Linked DNA regions of Mus musculus: region 2 is linked to region 1. Evidence: chromatin loops called from intact Hi-C (ENCODE). Cell type or tissue: left cerebral cortex. All regions are shown on one strand.

Region 1 (8,000 bases):
GTCATCCCTCTACTTAAAGACCTCAAAAGCAAAGTTTCAGTCTTACCCAACCATGAACCCTTCAAGCTACAGTTCCAACCTGCAGGGCAGGAAGCGCCCACTGGTGCAATAATGGCAGGACTATTATGAAGGTAACCAATTGCTCTCTGATTAGATTTGAGGCCCTGACCTCGGGAGGTGATTCCTGCCTGCTACGGCAAACCTGCTCAAATACCAAAGGCCATAGGGGGAAGCCTGCTGCTGTCTTGCTAAATGGCCATGATGTCACCGTGCTTTATAAATATCGATGTCTATATCCATAAGTGAGAGCTGCTCTCAGCCTTGGCCAGAAAACTTCTCTTTGCAACAATCAATACAATGACTAACAAGTTGCCAAGTGCTGAGAGTGTCCAACTCCCCAAGATCTACATCACTGCTCTAAGGCCCAGGGAACAATAGCAAAGAAGTGAGTGACAGAGGGTAGGAGCTAGAGGTGGCGGTGACTGCTGTGCAATGCTATCTTCTGGATATACACGGCCATTTCTCTTATGAACTCCCAGCTGCTGTGGTTACATTCATAAGACTGGGCCAGTCAATGTCTCAATCACAAGTGAGGGTGGGACTAGAGGGACCCCGCCCCTCTGAAAATAGCTATTGGCAGCTAATTGGTAGCTTGAAGAAGGGAGTGTTGATTTTGTCTTCAGTGATAGCACCACTAGTAAGTTGCCCATGCTGCAAGAAATAGTCCCACAACCGTGGTCATATATCAACCTTAATTGAACTCAGGAAAAAAAAAAAAGGAAAGAAAGGAAGGAAGGAAGGAAGGAAGGAAGGAAGGAAGGAAGGAAGAAAGAAAGAAAGAAAGAAAGAAAGAAAGAAAGAAAGAAAGAAAGAAAGAAAGAAAGAAAGAAAGAAAGAAAGAAAGAAAGAAAGAAAGAAAGAAAGAAAAAAAGCAAGCAAGCAAGCAAGCAAGCAAGCAAGCAAGCAAGCAAACTAGCTATCAATAGGAGAACTATCTGTTGAAGAAGAGCTTAATGTGAATGGGAGGTGGAGTGTGAGTGTAAGGGTGGTAAGAATGGCCAAACTTCATGACACACATATATGAAATTGTCAAAGAACAAAAAATAACTTTATTTAAACACAAACAACAACAAAACAACAACAACCAAATCTCTCCAGTGAGAGTCAGGAAAAGGCCCATGGTGCTTGTCTAATGCCACCTCAAGCCTCATTTCTCACCACTGCTTCTCTCAATTCCATTCATATTTTATTCATGTGTGAAGGCCTCAGGGACCACAGAGTCACACTGCCACCTTAGCTCAAGCTCTGTCTCTTTTTGTAGGTGTATGTGAGAGTGTATGCCAAGCATGCAAGGGTACCACTCCTCCACCCACCCCTCTATCCTCCAACCCCCCCAACCCCATATCTCCAGCCAAAGCTAGAAGAAGGCATCGGATACCCTGGAGCTGCGGTTACAGGCAGTGGTGAGCGCCTGGTGGCAATGCTGTTAACTAAACTCAGGTCTTCCGGAAGCACAAAAAGCTCTCTGAAGTACTGAGTCATCTCTCTAGCCCCATGAGCTCTTCCTAACCCTGGCACTGTACAGAGTCATCTCTCTAGCCCCATGAGCTCTTTCTAACCCTGGCACTGTACATCAACTTTTTAATTTCACCTCATGTTTCACCTCCTTTGAAAAGCCTTTCCCAACCCTGCAGTTGGCACTGCCTTAGACCAGCTCAGACTAGGCCCTGTACTAGACCTCACACCCTACTCTGCTGTATTTACAAGACCAGATCCATGAGTGTCTTCTACACTGCAGCTCATCCATAATAAAATCTCCACCCATTTCCCTGTCCCAGCACCTCACACCTCTTCTACCACCTGAAAGCAGAATAATCAACATTTGCTGCAGGAAATTAAACAACCCACACTGAGTTTCTCTTAAAAAAAGAAGGAGGAGGAGGAGGAGGAGGAGGAAAGAAAAAGAAAAAACCCTGCACTGTCTCTGTAACAGTTAAAAGGTGATAAGGACATCTGTTGCTTCTGCCTCCAGGAGCAGAGGAAGCCACCCAGGGTGAGACTGGGTTGGGGATGGCTCTCTGCAGCTGCCTCACTGTGATGCTGTAGCCACGAGTGTAGAAGCTATGGAAGGATCCACTGCAGTTTCCTATACTCTGGAACCACGAGGCTGCGCCTAGAAAAGATAACTACAGCTATGCTGCGGTGTGTGGCCTCTGAAGGAGTTTGAGGGATTCCCAGAGGGAAGCCCTGTGAAATTGGAGATCTCCTCACAGAAATGATGCTTTGGGGCAAGTCCAAAGTGTTAGTAACTATCAACATTTCATCACACTGACAGGCGAACTGCCAAGAAGAGACGGAAATTGATCTCGGCCCTCGGGATCCAGCTCACAAACCGGCTTGGATCCTTCCTTGCTGGTCAGGCCCCTTCTCTGCAGCACGCTGTGTACCCGTAAGAATGAACACCACCCCTTGGTATCCTCCAGGCAGGTTCCTGGTCAAGCATGCTGAATGGATGCAAAAGCAAATCCCTAGCCCCTTGGGCTCTTGTTTGCACACTTCAGACAAGTGGACGCAAAGGCAAACCAAAGCAAAGCAAAGCTTTACCCTTCCTGCTCTGTTTTACTTAACACCGATGATAAAGTCTCAATGGAGAAGGCAAACAGAGGGATCTTAGCTGCTGTACTAATCAGAGAATGAATGCCATGAAATAGTAAATAAACCGCCAAGGAGTGGGGGAAACAAATACCCCAACCTCAGGCCTCTGATTAAAACAAAAGACTCTGCTCTATTTGGCTCTCTTTGCCTACATTACAAATAAAAAGCAAAATGCTTAAAGGTGAGGGACCACATTCTATTCATCTTCAGATACGCAGAACCTCCTGTCCTTCCTTCTCCCACTCTCTCTCCAACTGGCTCCGACGCCCTAGCGTTCCCATGGGCACAGGCAGATCCTGAACCAGGCCCCACTCGCCTCTCCATCACTGGTGTCTAGCACAACATCTGGTTCACTGTAGTTGTTCAACAAATGTTTGTGCAATTGACCTGAAATGATTCCTAGCAGAAATCTGCTCATGTTCCAGTGTGGGCGCTAACTCCCACAAATTATATTACGTCCTCGTATGGAAGATACGGAGGGTGGATCAGATCTTCTCTCTGGCTGCCTGGCTGCACACATTCAGGAAGCCCCCACTGCTCAGGGGTTGTCATTTACACAGAACACAACAGCAGCGGTCTCCCTTGGAGCTGTGTAAATAGCACCCTACCCAGATCCCTTCCCCCTTTTTAAATGGATGTTTAAAAAAAAATGAAAGAAAGAAAAAAGCAATCTCAGATGCCCAAGTATGCGTGACCTATTTATTGATAGATCAAATATTTGCTAAGTGCCTGCTAACTTGTATAGAACAGGAATGCGGGTCTACAAAAGCCTTGCTAATGAGTTGAAGAATCCAGGCATAGAATGAAATGGAGTTAAAACATGAAGTCTGAACACAATCAATCTAAATGAATAGGATACCCCCCAAAATTCTGAGGCTCAAAGGACAGAGAGGTTGCTATGGTCAGGGAGGTCAGAGGCCCAGAGCCTGAAGCCAGTTTTGTCAACATGGCTGGAAAGGCTTTGTGCTCTCATGGTGGAGCCCGTCTCTGAGAGGTGGCCATATCATGAGGGCTCTGACTTTAATCCCCTGATAGGCTCATACCATGGTGACATTATGGGGAGGTGTTGGAGAGTAGTGGGTAGGGCTTAGTTACAGGAAAGAGGTTGTAGAGGGCACGCCCTGAAAGGCTACACCTAGTCAGCAGGCCTACCCTGCTGAGTAGCTCTGCTCAGCCACGTGCTCCCTGACAAGCTAATGCCGCCCAGCTTCCCGAAGGCCATGGAGCAGCCAAGCGGGACTGAATCCTGCGACACTGTGAACTCAAAACGGACTCTCCCAGCTTTGCCCTGTTTCTTTGGTGTATTTCTCACAACCATCAAAAAGCCTAGCACATGGCCTCACTGGAGTCTACAAGGCACAGGGAATGGCTGTTTGTCTTTGGAGACTGTGGACTACCTCCACTCTCCTCCTCTGCCTTTTAGAACAGCGGAAGGAGGAGCAAACACCTCTGAGAACAACACACTTGGTAAACGCCAGGTGGCTGTATGGAACCCTGCCAAGTCTGAGCTGGTTCCTAGGACACATGTACCTGTCAAAAGGAGGCCAGTCTGTATTTACTTGAACTATGTGTTGCAGACACTTCCAAATAGCCCGTGCCCATAGAAGAGCACCACCATGCCCACGAGGTCCACCGCAGACCCCCCAAAGCCATTATGAAATGCCCAGGGAAGGCATTATGGTTTTCCGTCAGCAGGTTTATTTTCCTGGCCGTGTTTTGCTACAGCTAGCGAAGAATGATGCTGAGTTCCCTGGGCACATATGCACCGACAGATGGTGTAAGAGGACTAAAATCACACGCGCTCCTTCAGAGGAGCCAGCTTGGAATGCTAATGTAATCTGTGGAGACGTTAAACAAGGAAAATTGAGAACCGACTCCCAAATCTGAAAACTAAAACTATCCAAAGAATGAAATCTATGCCCAGGACACCAAGCCCCGGATCCTATATGCTTTCCTCACATAGCAGTTTACTAACCACCACAATTACCTCCTCACCTACCTTACAGCCAGAGGGTGAAGCTCTCGTGGGGGTAGGAGGCGACCAGAGCATCCTATTCATCTTTAGACCCACAGTACCTGGCATAAGTACCACTTGCTCAGTGTGTGTGGTGTAAGTTAAATGACTAGACAAGCAAACACCAGCAGATCCGGGGGAAGCAGGCTCTGTGAATATTATCCTCTGAGCAAAAGCTAATCTGAACAGGGATGCGGGTGTCATCTACAGACACAACCTCCCCTGCCTCTAGGCTCTGGGGAAGCAGCTGCCCCATGCCACCCAAGGCCAAGAGCAGCCAAGTGGAAAGCCAAGACCAGACCTTTGCCTCTCTACCTCTTCAAGGCTCAGTACATGCCCAGTTAAGCAAAGTGGGAAACCAGCTGTTAAAATCCCCTTTTCAAAGCACCCACGTCTTGCCCCCGGCCAGTTCTAATGGGAGCAAAAGTAGGGGAAGCCTGCTTCTTCCCACCACACAGTGTGATTACAGAAGCCCTCTCTGCCTCCCGCGATCACCCAGCTAAAGGGTTCAAGCCTAACACGAACAGAGATGAGGGTCAGTCTGTCTTTTCCATCGGTAACTCTGGTTCGATAGCTTCGTGAAGGGAAGCCAAGAAATTATGCTGGATAAAATCAAACCTCGAGGGGAGAAAATCTACAAACTCCCAACACTTTGGTTTTGTTTGTTTGTTTGTTTGTTTTTTCTTAGACATAATCCAAGACTAACTCTCAAAAATGACTCTACAAGCTGATGGTTACTTCTTCCTGAGCCTCAGCTTCTCCGTTTGTAAGATGAAGCATTTAACCCTAGCATCTCTTCCAGTTCCATCTAGGACAACCCCTAAGACTAAATTTAGCACAGCAGAAGTCACCTGGCAAGTGGTGTGCATTCTACAACCACTATTTGCCTGTCGTTAATTTTTGTCATTTTAACTATTAGTTGTCTTATGCACAAACCTTTGGAAACAACACTTTTAAAAGCAAAGACATGTTCAAAACTCTCTAGTTACATGTGATAAGGAAGCAGGAGGAATTGTCTTGGGGAAGGAAGAGAAGCAGGAAGGATGGAGAAGGGGACAGCAGGCAGGGCAGTAGGACGTGGATAGCTGAGTAATAATAATAATAATAATGTCATATATGCTAAAAAGTAAATAAAATTACCATAATGAGTTTCTTTATATGTTAACCTTGAACGAGTAATTAAAAGAAAGATGATAGTTTTTATTCAAAGAAATAAATATTAGTTCACTTGTTTGTTTCTCCCAATGCCCTCTAAAACAGAAGGAAATAGTTATGTCACAGACATAACAAGCTTAAGTGATTTCCAGAGGTCTCAGCTCTCTGACCTGAACGTAGCGCTCCAGAAGCATCCAAAGGTCACCACAGACGACACCAGTGTGAGAGGACAGGTTGATGTCCAAAGAAGAGAAATAAGCCAGGCACAGCAACTGATGCCTGTAATCTTAGTACTTGGGAGGCTGAGGCAGGGGGATTGGCAAATTCTTTTGTTGTTTTTTCTTTGTTTTTCGAGACAGGGTTTCTCTGTGTAGCCCTGGCTGTCCTGGAACTCACTCCATAGACCAGGCTGGCCTCGAACTCAGAAATCTGCCTGCCTCTGCCTCCCAAGTGCTGGGATTAAAGGCACGCGCCAACACTGCCCGGCGGGATTGGCAAATTCTACACCAATTGGAGCTACACTGTTAAGTTTCAAGACAGCATGGGCTACACAGTGAGAGACCTTGGGTTTTTGTTTTTGTTTTTGTTTTTTTAAAGGAAGAAGTAGAGAGAGAAGGGTAGAAAAGATCTCTTTTAAGAAGAAGAGAAGGAGGAGGAAGAGGGGAGGTAACCAGAAGCACTTACTTCAGCTCGTTGGTCTCCATGCCCTGGGCAATCGCCATGATGATGCCTCCATGGTCACCCCAAGTATAGTAATGAGGTCCGGGAAGAGCCTGATTAAGGAAAACAAGCCAGAGGTGATGAGCTGCTGTAGAGATAAACGTAGGAATGGTGCCCTCCCCCTCCCCCAACACACACCACCCCAAGGACAGCTTCCAGTTCTCAGAACAGGTTCTTGTCCATCCTCTCTTTCACAATCCTGGAGTTGGAGAAAGCTAAGTTCTCACACTCCAGAGTATAGGCTACCTCAGCCGGAGAGCACTCTTCACTTGCCTAACATGCCTGAAGTCTTAGGCTTCATCCGCATGCCGCAAAATAAAAAACCAAGCAACCAGAGCTGCTGTTCTACTACAACAAAGTCAGCTCTCTGAGGGCTGTACGAGGGGACTTGGTGCCTCGAGAAGCGACCCACACAGTTTTCTGATACAGAGGTGCCTCAAGGGAAGGCCTTGATGGAGCGCCTCAGCTCCAGCCAGGGAGCTCAAACTTCCACAGAAACTCTTTCTACAAAAGGAACTGGCAAATGAGCCCTTGCAGGCTGGGGAAGTATGGGAGGAATCCCAGAGCATGTATCCCTTAAATCCCTTAAATGGAATGTACCTCTCTACCTAAGCCCCAAGCTGCATTTGAATGAGGGATCTTGATAGAACCTAAAGAGAATTGATGTAATACACACACGTGAACAAATTTGCTTCTATAAAAATGGGCCACTACGTGTGCAGATGACATAACTGAAGTAGCCACCACAGGTTGTTCACGTGAACCTGGGGAAACAGAGCCCCAAAAAAACTTATCCAAAGTCCTTTTAACCCAGATGACCACACACCGAGATTTCAGCAACAGAAGAAGCACAATGCCTGGGAATCAAGGAGAAATGGAGGGTTCTCAAACAAAGGAAAGCCAAGGGAGCCAAGTGGCCAGAGGGCCCTCACAGGCAGTGGCTCTGCAGGAAATGCTTAAGGTCATCTACCCAGGGATCATCAGGAACCAGAGACAAACAGGAGAAATGGCAAACCTGGGGTGGGGGGGATTCAAAACTGTTTATTTACTATTATTTAAAATCAGTATTAGAATTTAAGCAAAAATAAATGAGTGTTTTCTAAGTATGTAGACAAGATACAACAAGAGCAGAAAGGTCAGGGAGAGAACACAGACCCATATGATACAAATGTTCTGTATTTTATATACAAGTGAAGACTATGAAAGACTAGATATGCATGCTCTAATCCTCAGAGAACCCAATGAAAGAAAAGAAAAGAGGAGAGAAATACACAAAGACAGAGTCTAATATATCTGGTGGCTAAGGAGGGAGCTTAAGGGTAGAGCACCCAACAAGAATGTACAAGGCATTGGGTTCAACGCTCAGTACTGTCAAAAAACAAAAATCTAAATAACGCAAAAGGAGATGCAAAAAGAGATAGAGAAGAATGGACACAGAGGAAATAAATTTTAAAAA
Region 2 (8,000 bases), 130 kb after region 1:
GCAATTTGGGTCATATAACAAGAGCCTCAAGACAAAGAAAAGGAAGCCCTCTTCAAACAGACACACAGATCTTCCCCCCACCCTCTATGTCTGTCCCTGTCTCTTCTTTTTCTCCCTCTCCCTCTCCCTCCCTCTCTCTTCCTCTCTCTCCCTCTCTCTCCCTCTCTCTCCCTCTCCCTCCCTCTTTCTCCCTCTCTCTCCCTCTCTCTCCTCTCTCTCCCTCTCTCTCCCTCTCTCTCCCTCTCTCTCCCTCTCCCTTTCTGTGTGCATTTATTTAGTGTATGCACCGGTGCATGTGTGTGTGCATATGCATATGAAGTGGTCAGAGGTCAACATCTAGTGTGTCTTGCTCTATCATTCTCTGCCTTATTTTCCAAGACAAGGTCCCCCTCTAAACCTAGAATTCACCAGTTCGGCTAATCTGGTTTGCTAATTCCCCACTGTGCCTGGCCCTAGCACTGGGGTTGCCTGTGCACGCTGCCATGCCTGGCTCTTTGTCTGGGTGCTGAGGATAAGTGCAGATCCTCAAGCTTGCACAGTGAGCCCTTTGCCTATTGAGCCATATCCCCAGCCCCTCCCACTGCAACCCTCCCCCCAACAAATGGATTCCTAATGGGCCACTCTGGAAGCTGTCTGGGAGTTACCTTGTATACATTTACATAAATTAACGTAAATTTACATGTATATAAATGCTTCCTGCTACTTATTTCCTTTGAGGGCAAGGATTTTCTCTCCTTTAGTTCTCAGTGGGCTTTACACCTGGTGGGTTCTCCATAAGTATCCACAGGCCCTCTGATGCCCTTGGTGCCTTTGCCATCCTAGGTCTAAAGTAGTTTCAAATCCCTTCATTCTTCCACAGAAAGCCTGACATACGTTTTTTTTTTTTTTTTAATGTCCAATCCGAGTCCAGGGAAGCAAATGAAATATTTCAGTTGTGACCTGACCAATCCAGACCCTGGACTATCAGGCTAAAAGTGTTTTATAAAGATTAATGCTACTCTATGGTCACTTAGCACTTATAAAGTTACCCAGTTTTCCTTGGCTTTACCCCTTATTTCTTTATTTTAAACACACAGATATAAGAGTTTTTGTTAGACACTTCTTGTCTGAGAGTTTCTGTCATGGGCTGGAGAGATAGATGGCTTAGTGGTTAAGAGCACTGGCTGTTCTTCTAGAGGACCTGGGTTCAATTCCCAGCTCCTACATGGTAGTGTACAACTACCTATAACTCTGGGGATGTAACACCTTCACAAAGACATACAAGAAAACAAAATACACACCAATGAACAAGAGAGAGAGAGAGAGAGAGAGAGAGAGAGAGAGAGAGAGAGAGAGAGAGAGAGAATGAGAGAGAGAGAGAGAGTTAGTTTTCAGTCTGGAAGTTTCTGTCAATTCTATTTCCTGAGCATAGAATGTGCTCTTTGATGAGTTAAAACTCTGCCTACATAGCTTTAGTGAGGTAGATGGAAGTTGGTTCTTTCCTTGAACAGAAGTTTAAGAGAAGTCTAAGTTTGTAGCTGGCATTGGCCCAAGAATTATAAAGGCACACACTTCTGTTGTTGATCAACACCCAAGAATTGGCCTCAGCTGCCAGGTTCCAAAGACTCATGGTTCCACTTCTCCAAGACAGCAATCGCTTCCTCTAAGAACAGGACTAAGAAGGGAAGTAGTTATGCCATTATCGAGATGCTCCAGGGCAAGGGTGTGCTTGGAAACACAGAACAGTGAGAATCCACTTGAGTTAGCAAGCTCTGTGCATACTTGTGGAAGGAGAAAGAAGTGCCCTAGACTGCTGTGGTAGCAAAGAGGTCAGCTCAGAGCTTTGGAATTTTCCAAAATTCCACTGGACTCCTCCGCTCCTGGAAGAGACAGGTAGAGAGCACGGAGACCAGAAGGGAGAGGCTGAGTAAGCCCCTACTTCCTCATTCCCTAAAGACCAATCAGTTTAAAGGGCGCACTGTTCCACCAAATCATATTGTGATATGCTGATGCTCTATTCCGCCCCTGGAAAACAAATAAAAACTCTCCAAACAGGCCTCTGGGGGTGGCAGCCTTTCCTTAGGGCCTGGGATAACCCCAGTGCACTAGAACAATAAATTCCTCTTGCTTTTTGCATCGATTCTGCATGGTTAATTCAGGGGGTCCCCGGTAAGCTTTACAGTAGTTTGAATGTGGTTGACTCAATGGAAGTGGCACTATTAGGAGGTGTGGCGTTATTGGAGTGGCTTTTGCGTAGTAAGTGTGTCACTGTGTGAGTGAGGGGTCTTTGAGATCTCTATGCTCAAGTTCTATCCAGTATGGAAAGAGAGGTTCCTCCTGGCTGTCTGTAGAAGAGAGTTTCCTTCTGGCTGCCTTTGCATCAAGATGTAGAACACTCAGCTCCTTCTCCAGCACCATGTCTGCCTGGACACTGCCATGCTTTCTGCCATAATGATAATGGACTGAACCTCTGAAGCTGTAAGCCAGCCCAATTAAAGGTTCTCCCCTATGAAAGTTGCCTTGCTCATGGTGTCTCTTCACAGCAATAAAGCCCAAACTAAGACAACTACCTACCTATGATGCTTTCAACAAACATGGTTCTTGGCTCCACAGTGCAATCAACCAATGAGCAGGTGTCCCTGCAGAGTGTAGAGGTTGCAGGTGCAAGTTTGTACCTCTGTCTAATCTTTGGGACTATTTCTTTCTTCTTCCATTCTTCCTTTCAGGATAGACACCGTGGTTTTATTTTTATCCTGACAGCTTTCAGAGCTCACATCCACCTCCAGAGCTTAGTCACATATGTCAAGTCTAGCTGCAAGTGAGGCTGAAAAATTCTTTTTTTTTTTTTTTATGGTGGACATAGTAGGACTCCACAAAGATGTTCATTATCTTGTCCCTGAAGGTCATGACAAAGATACTTTCCAGATGAGGTTAAATTAGGTATTTCAAGAGAAGGGATTTACCCTGCTTTATCTGGGGGGGGGGGGCAATGCATGTGTGAGGGTCCTTCAGAAAGGGATAAAGGAGAGAGGTGAGAGAATGGCTGAAGATGCTTTGTTACTGGTTTTGAAGATGGGGGAGAGGGTAGTAGCCAAAGAGGAAGGTGGCCTCTAGACAAAGCAAGAACACAGAGGGTCTCCTCTAGCCTCCAGAAGACCCTTGTTTATTTCCAGCTTCTCAAAGTATAAAGCAGTAAATTGTGTTGATTTAAGACACTAACTTTGTGTGGTTTGTCACAGCAGCAGCAGGTAACAAATGCATTTATTCTGATTTGTTATTGCTTTTGTTATTCTGCTGCTATGAAAAACTGAACACAATAGACATGAGGAGATAACTAGCATTCCCTATGTTTTAAAATTATTATTGCTGCTATTAATTATTAAATATGTATAGATGTTCTGCCTGAATATGTGTCTGTGTACCATGTCCATGCCTCGGGCCCACAGAGGCCAGAAGACAATGTGAGATGATTTCCCAGAGCTATAGATTGTTGTGAGTCACCATGTGAGTGCTGAGACTTGAACCCAGGTCCTCTGAAGGTGCAGCCAGTGCTTTTAACACCTGAGTCATTCTTCAGCATCTGACACATTTCATTAATTTACTTTGATAGTGGTTTTTATTAATACTTCTAAAGATCACCTCTGCTTTTTCAAATTGCCTGCAAACATTGAACTGAACCCACTGCCGTGGTCTATCTGAATTGAGTTCACCACCCAACTCGATACCTGTAATTATAAGTATCCCTTTCGTTTTTCGTTAAGGGCTTCTATGATTGTCCCTTATATATCAGATATAACAAGATAGCCTTCATCCGTCTGACCTGAGAATTCTTGCTGTGGTGGTTTGAATAAGAATGGCTCCTACAGGCTCATGTATTTGAACGCTTAGTCATCAGGAAGTGGCACTACTTGAGAAGGTTTAGGAGGTGTGGCCTTGTTGGAGGAAGTATGTTTCTAGGGTTGGCTTTTGAGGTTTCAAAACTCAAGCAAGGCCTAGTGTGTGTCTCTCTTCCTGTTTCCTGTCTCTCTCTTCCTGTTTTCCATCTCTCTCTTCCTGTTTCCTGTGGGTCCAGAAGTAAAATTTTCAACTGCATCTGCAGCACCATGTCTACCTGCATGCCTCCATGCTCCCCATCGTGACAACAATGGACTAAACTTCTGAAACTGTTAGCCAGCCTTCATTAAATGCTTTCTTTTGTAAGAGCTGCCATGGTCATGGTGTCTCTTTACAGTAATAGAACACTGACTAAGACGCTCGTGGTACCCAGGATTCGGCATATCACAGTCCCTTCACCTATCTTGGAATTGCTATAATCACCTATGCATGAACATTCACCCTGTTCAATGGGAAGCCCATTCTCCCTGAGCCAGAACTCTGAAACAACAGAGAGGCTGAGAAGTCCCATTTTCCTTAGGTCATACCCCTCAGCGGTAGTCTGTCAGCCTCCAGCAACAAAGCTCAAAGGCTCTGACTTAAGCTAACCTTGGTAATAATGATCACCTCCACCAGGGCTCACAGCTTCAAAAGCCATAGCTGTTCTCTTCAGAAAGCTTTGAGATTCCAGTTTCTCCACAGGCTTCATAGCAATGGCCTAATTGCCTTTCAGGAAAAATAAAATGCCCACATTTCTGAGCCTCCACCCCAAGGCCCCTAGGCCTTTGCTGTTCACTCCAGCAATGTTTGGGATTGCTAGTTACCAGATCTGATATATCTTCTCCAAGCTGTTTGCTTCCAGAGAAACAGCCCAAGGGACGACAGCCAGGGTAATGGGGAAATGAAACCATCCTAAAGCTTTCAAGTTTCCGAAAGATGAGCACATTTTCTTCTATGTTGTTCCCCTCACCTGCTCCTTGTCCTCACTGCCAACACTCCCTCTGGCCCAGATTTGTTGGCAGTCCAGGCAGGAGCCGACTGCCTACCAGGCATCCTCATTAAAATGCACTGTTCTTGCTAATTACGAGCCAAGATTCTCCCACGGTGGGCCTGGTCTGGGCACTGCCATTATCTTCATAAATAGGCTCTTTACTTTGCAAACGCTGCTGTCACAGTCAGGCATTCTCAACCTGGCAAGGGCTCTGTGCATTCTTGAGTGGTGGAGGGAATGTGTCAGCAAGAGAAGGCAGAGGTATTCATGCCAAAGCAAGGCTCTGTCCTGAGTTCACCCCACTCAGTCTGGGCAGCAGGCAGCCAACACAATGGTTGAATCCGAGACTCCAGCCATGGCGGGCAGCAGCATATGGACCAGATCTTCTGGAAAAATTTATTTCCCATCATTTTCATCTTTACAGCAAAGGCAACCTAGTCAATGTAAAAAAAAAAAAATGTTTTTGAGAGCTCTGTTTTTTTTTTTAAAAAGAATGTTCCCACCCTACCCTCCCCCCCAAATTCACAAACTGGATGGCGGTGTAGGGGTGTGTTTGTGTGTGTGTGTGTGTGTGTGTGTGTGTGTGTGTGTGTGTAGGGGGGACAGATGAGTGCTTGGTCTCCCAAATATGCCATATGCAAGCTTGTCTATGAGAATTTGTTTATGTATTTAACTTCCTTTGCCTACAAAGCTCTGTGTACAGTTTTCTGTTTAGTGCTCAGCCGCCTTTTCCAGTGCTAGCTCTGTCTGAATACAGTCTGCTCTGATCCCTTCACATATGCCACCCCTTTTCTGCACCATCAGGGTGGTTCTATGTCATTTCTTAAGTAGTGCCTACTGTATAATTCTGGCTTTGTCCCCATAGCACACCTGTCACATGTAGCACACCTATGGTCTCTAATCCTTAACAATGGACCTTCAATCTCATTTTGTAATGAGAACACTGAAGCTCAGGGATGCCCCTCCCCCATCCTTCTTCTTAGCCAGGAGCAAAGTGAGGCTTGAAACCTTTAGCTGGTTGTTCATGGTAAGCCTTCGACCCTTCGACCCTATACTAGGTTACAGAGTGCTGGGGGGAGATTCTGCTCTTAGGTGCTCAGTAGAAATGAGTCAAAGAACCAGCCCCACACCATAGCCTAATTAGCTCCCTAAGACATGCTGTCAAGAAGAGCTGTATGAGAAGATAGCTCAAAGTGTCAGGGCAGAGAACATGCCTTTTTGCAAATTCACAGCTCATGAAATTTACTATTAAAAGGGCCACAGGGCCGGGAAGGTTACCGGCCTTCCCTCTAACATTGGTGCAATAATGAAGCACTCCTCAGACTCTGAGGTGCAGAGGCACTGTGGCAGGATCCTGTTAAAGTGCAGGGGGGGTGTAATGCAGGGCTGGGGCTACTCTGAGCAGCCAGACAAGAAGAGACTGCTGACAGACCATGTAAGAGCACGTGGGATCCATAGAAGCAGGAGGCTGTGAGGGTGTGAAGCCAGGTAGGGCTGGGAGTGAGAGAAAAGAGGGAAAATGTCACTGTGTGTCTATCACTCGTTGACCTATGTCTCCCCTTATCTCAGACCCTTTGCCTGGAAACCCCTTCCAATTTCTTTGCCTCGGCCCCACCCCCAAACTTTCATTTGTCCTTGAAAACAACTTAGAGGTCATTTCTAGTAAGCTTTGCCACTCATTGAGACTCAGCTGAGTTTCTTCTCTCACCTCTGGATAATGGTTGGCTCACATCTTAGGTTCTGTCTGCCTCCACCCCCACCCCCAACCAGGACTGTGCATCCCTTGAGGTCAGAGACTACAAATTAATGAAGTGGTACGAAATGGGTGTTTTTGAATACGCGGAGCTTACCACAGGGACTGAAAGGGATCATGTAGAGGAAGCCAAGCTTTCCTCTCCCCACCCCTAGGGCTCAGAATTAACTTGAATAAAATGGATGCCCAGGAGAAAGGCATACAAATGTTATTAGCACAAGTCAGGCGTGACACAGAGTCTTCATAAAGAAAAGAAGACTCCCAAAGACCTGGGGTGGAAATCTTACAGACGGATGGGACAAGGAGGGGAAAAACCAACAACATAGCAACAGACAAGAAGAGGCATCAGTAGCAGCACTAGAGACAGGGCAGGAAGAGGGGACAGGGAAGAAGGGATGGACTGATACCCAGACTGGGAAAATGCCATTTCAGATATATCCATGAAGCACAGCATCAGAAAACAGCATGCATTGAGGTATGGAATAGATAGACATCTAGTCTCTCTCATACATCTGACCTTATGACAGGTCAAGTAAAACGGCTCGGTCAAATGTCTAGAGCATCAGGCCCTAATGGGTCAGCCCCGGCCCAAAGCAGGAGAGAGGGAGAGAGGGAGAGAGGGAGAGAGGGAGAGAGGGAGAGAGGGAGAGAGGGAGAGAGGGAGAGAGGGAGAGAGGGAGAGAGGGAGAGAGGGAGAATCACCATTATTCATCTGATTGGCTAGATCTAGTTCACAGTCCCACCCAGAGTCAAGAGGTGGAGAAACAGGTCTATGCCTTGGTGAGAGAAGGACCACAAGCCAAAGGAGAGAAGACAGTTACAAAGTGTGGCTACAGGGATCAGGGACTGTGAAATCAACTTCATCAACTTACATTGCAAGGGACTGTGGCAGGCACTAGGTTCCTCTCAGGATAGATCTGACTGGAGGGCTGTCATTCTCAGGAGGTGCCTGGGCTGCAAAGTGTGACCACTCCTCATTCTTGGCTCACCAGCCACCTCAGGCAGATGTCTCCCCAGACAGGCTTCCCAGCTGTTTGCTCCAGCTGTGCAACTGATGTGTGTCCTTGCAATTCAGACCATACCTAAAAATAGGGTGAGTGAGTTATGACCAGAGAGAGAAATCTGTTAATAAAAGATAACTAAACGAATAAAAAATAAGTTTGAGTTTAGCTTTGTTCAGACTACCAAGTTTTCCCTCAGTCTGTCTAAACCCTTGAGTTGTTCATGAATGTAATATTTTCTTTTTGTCTTCCTTCTTTTAACTTTTATTTTCTGAAATAGGGCCTTGTGCAGCCCAAGGTAATAACTCCTGCTCCCCCAGTCTATCACAGATGTGAGCCACTGCCCCCAGTTTGTATTTTCCATCTAATGGTTTGAATAGGTTATTCATTAAATTCAGCTTAA

Evidence for each region. A loop is a pair of places that touch in the nucleus more often than their neighbours do. Peaks named below come from ENCODE experiments on the same cell type or tissue, not always from the same donor. Only the 100,000 strongest peaks of a DNase experiment are listed, where the experiment ranks them.
Region 2: it touches region 1 in a loop (8-fold over the local background); 2 of 42 quality-filtered maps call a loop at or near these places.

Annotation. Positions count from the first base shown.
Region 1 is chr9:42,050,763-42,058,762 of GRCm38, forward strand. Sorl1 (sortilin-related receptor, LDLR class A repeats-containing) reads right to left here. Exons shown (of 48, transcript NM_011436.4): 12 at 6,509-6,597. Among named protein-coding and RNA genes, the nearest start is that of Gm16214, 32 kb to the left of the region's middle. In left cerebral cortex, a CTCF peak has its summit at 4,408; DNase peaks (open chromatin) are centred at 2,242, 3,047, 4,178, 4,439 and 1 more place; H3K27ac peaks cover 2,226 bases.
Region 2 is chr9:42,178,658-42,186,657 of GRCm38, forward strand. It overlaps 4930546K05Rik (RIKEN cDNA 4930546K05 gene), which reads right to left. Exons shown (of 7, transcript NR_040754.1): 6 at 7,469-7,678; 7 at 3,581-5,277. Among named protein-coding and RNA genes, the nearest start is that of Gm36390, 9.2 kb to the right of the region's middle. In left cerebral cortex, no CTCF peak of the experiment used is centred here; DNase peaks (open chromatin) are centred at 1,558, 2,687, 4,981, 5,579 and 1 more place; H3K27ac peaks cover 2,027 bases.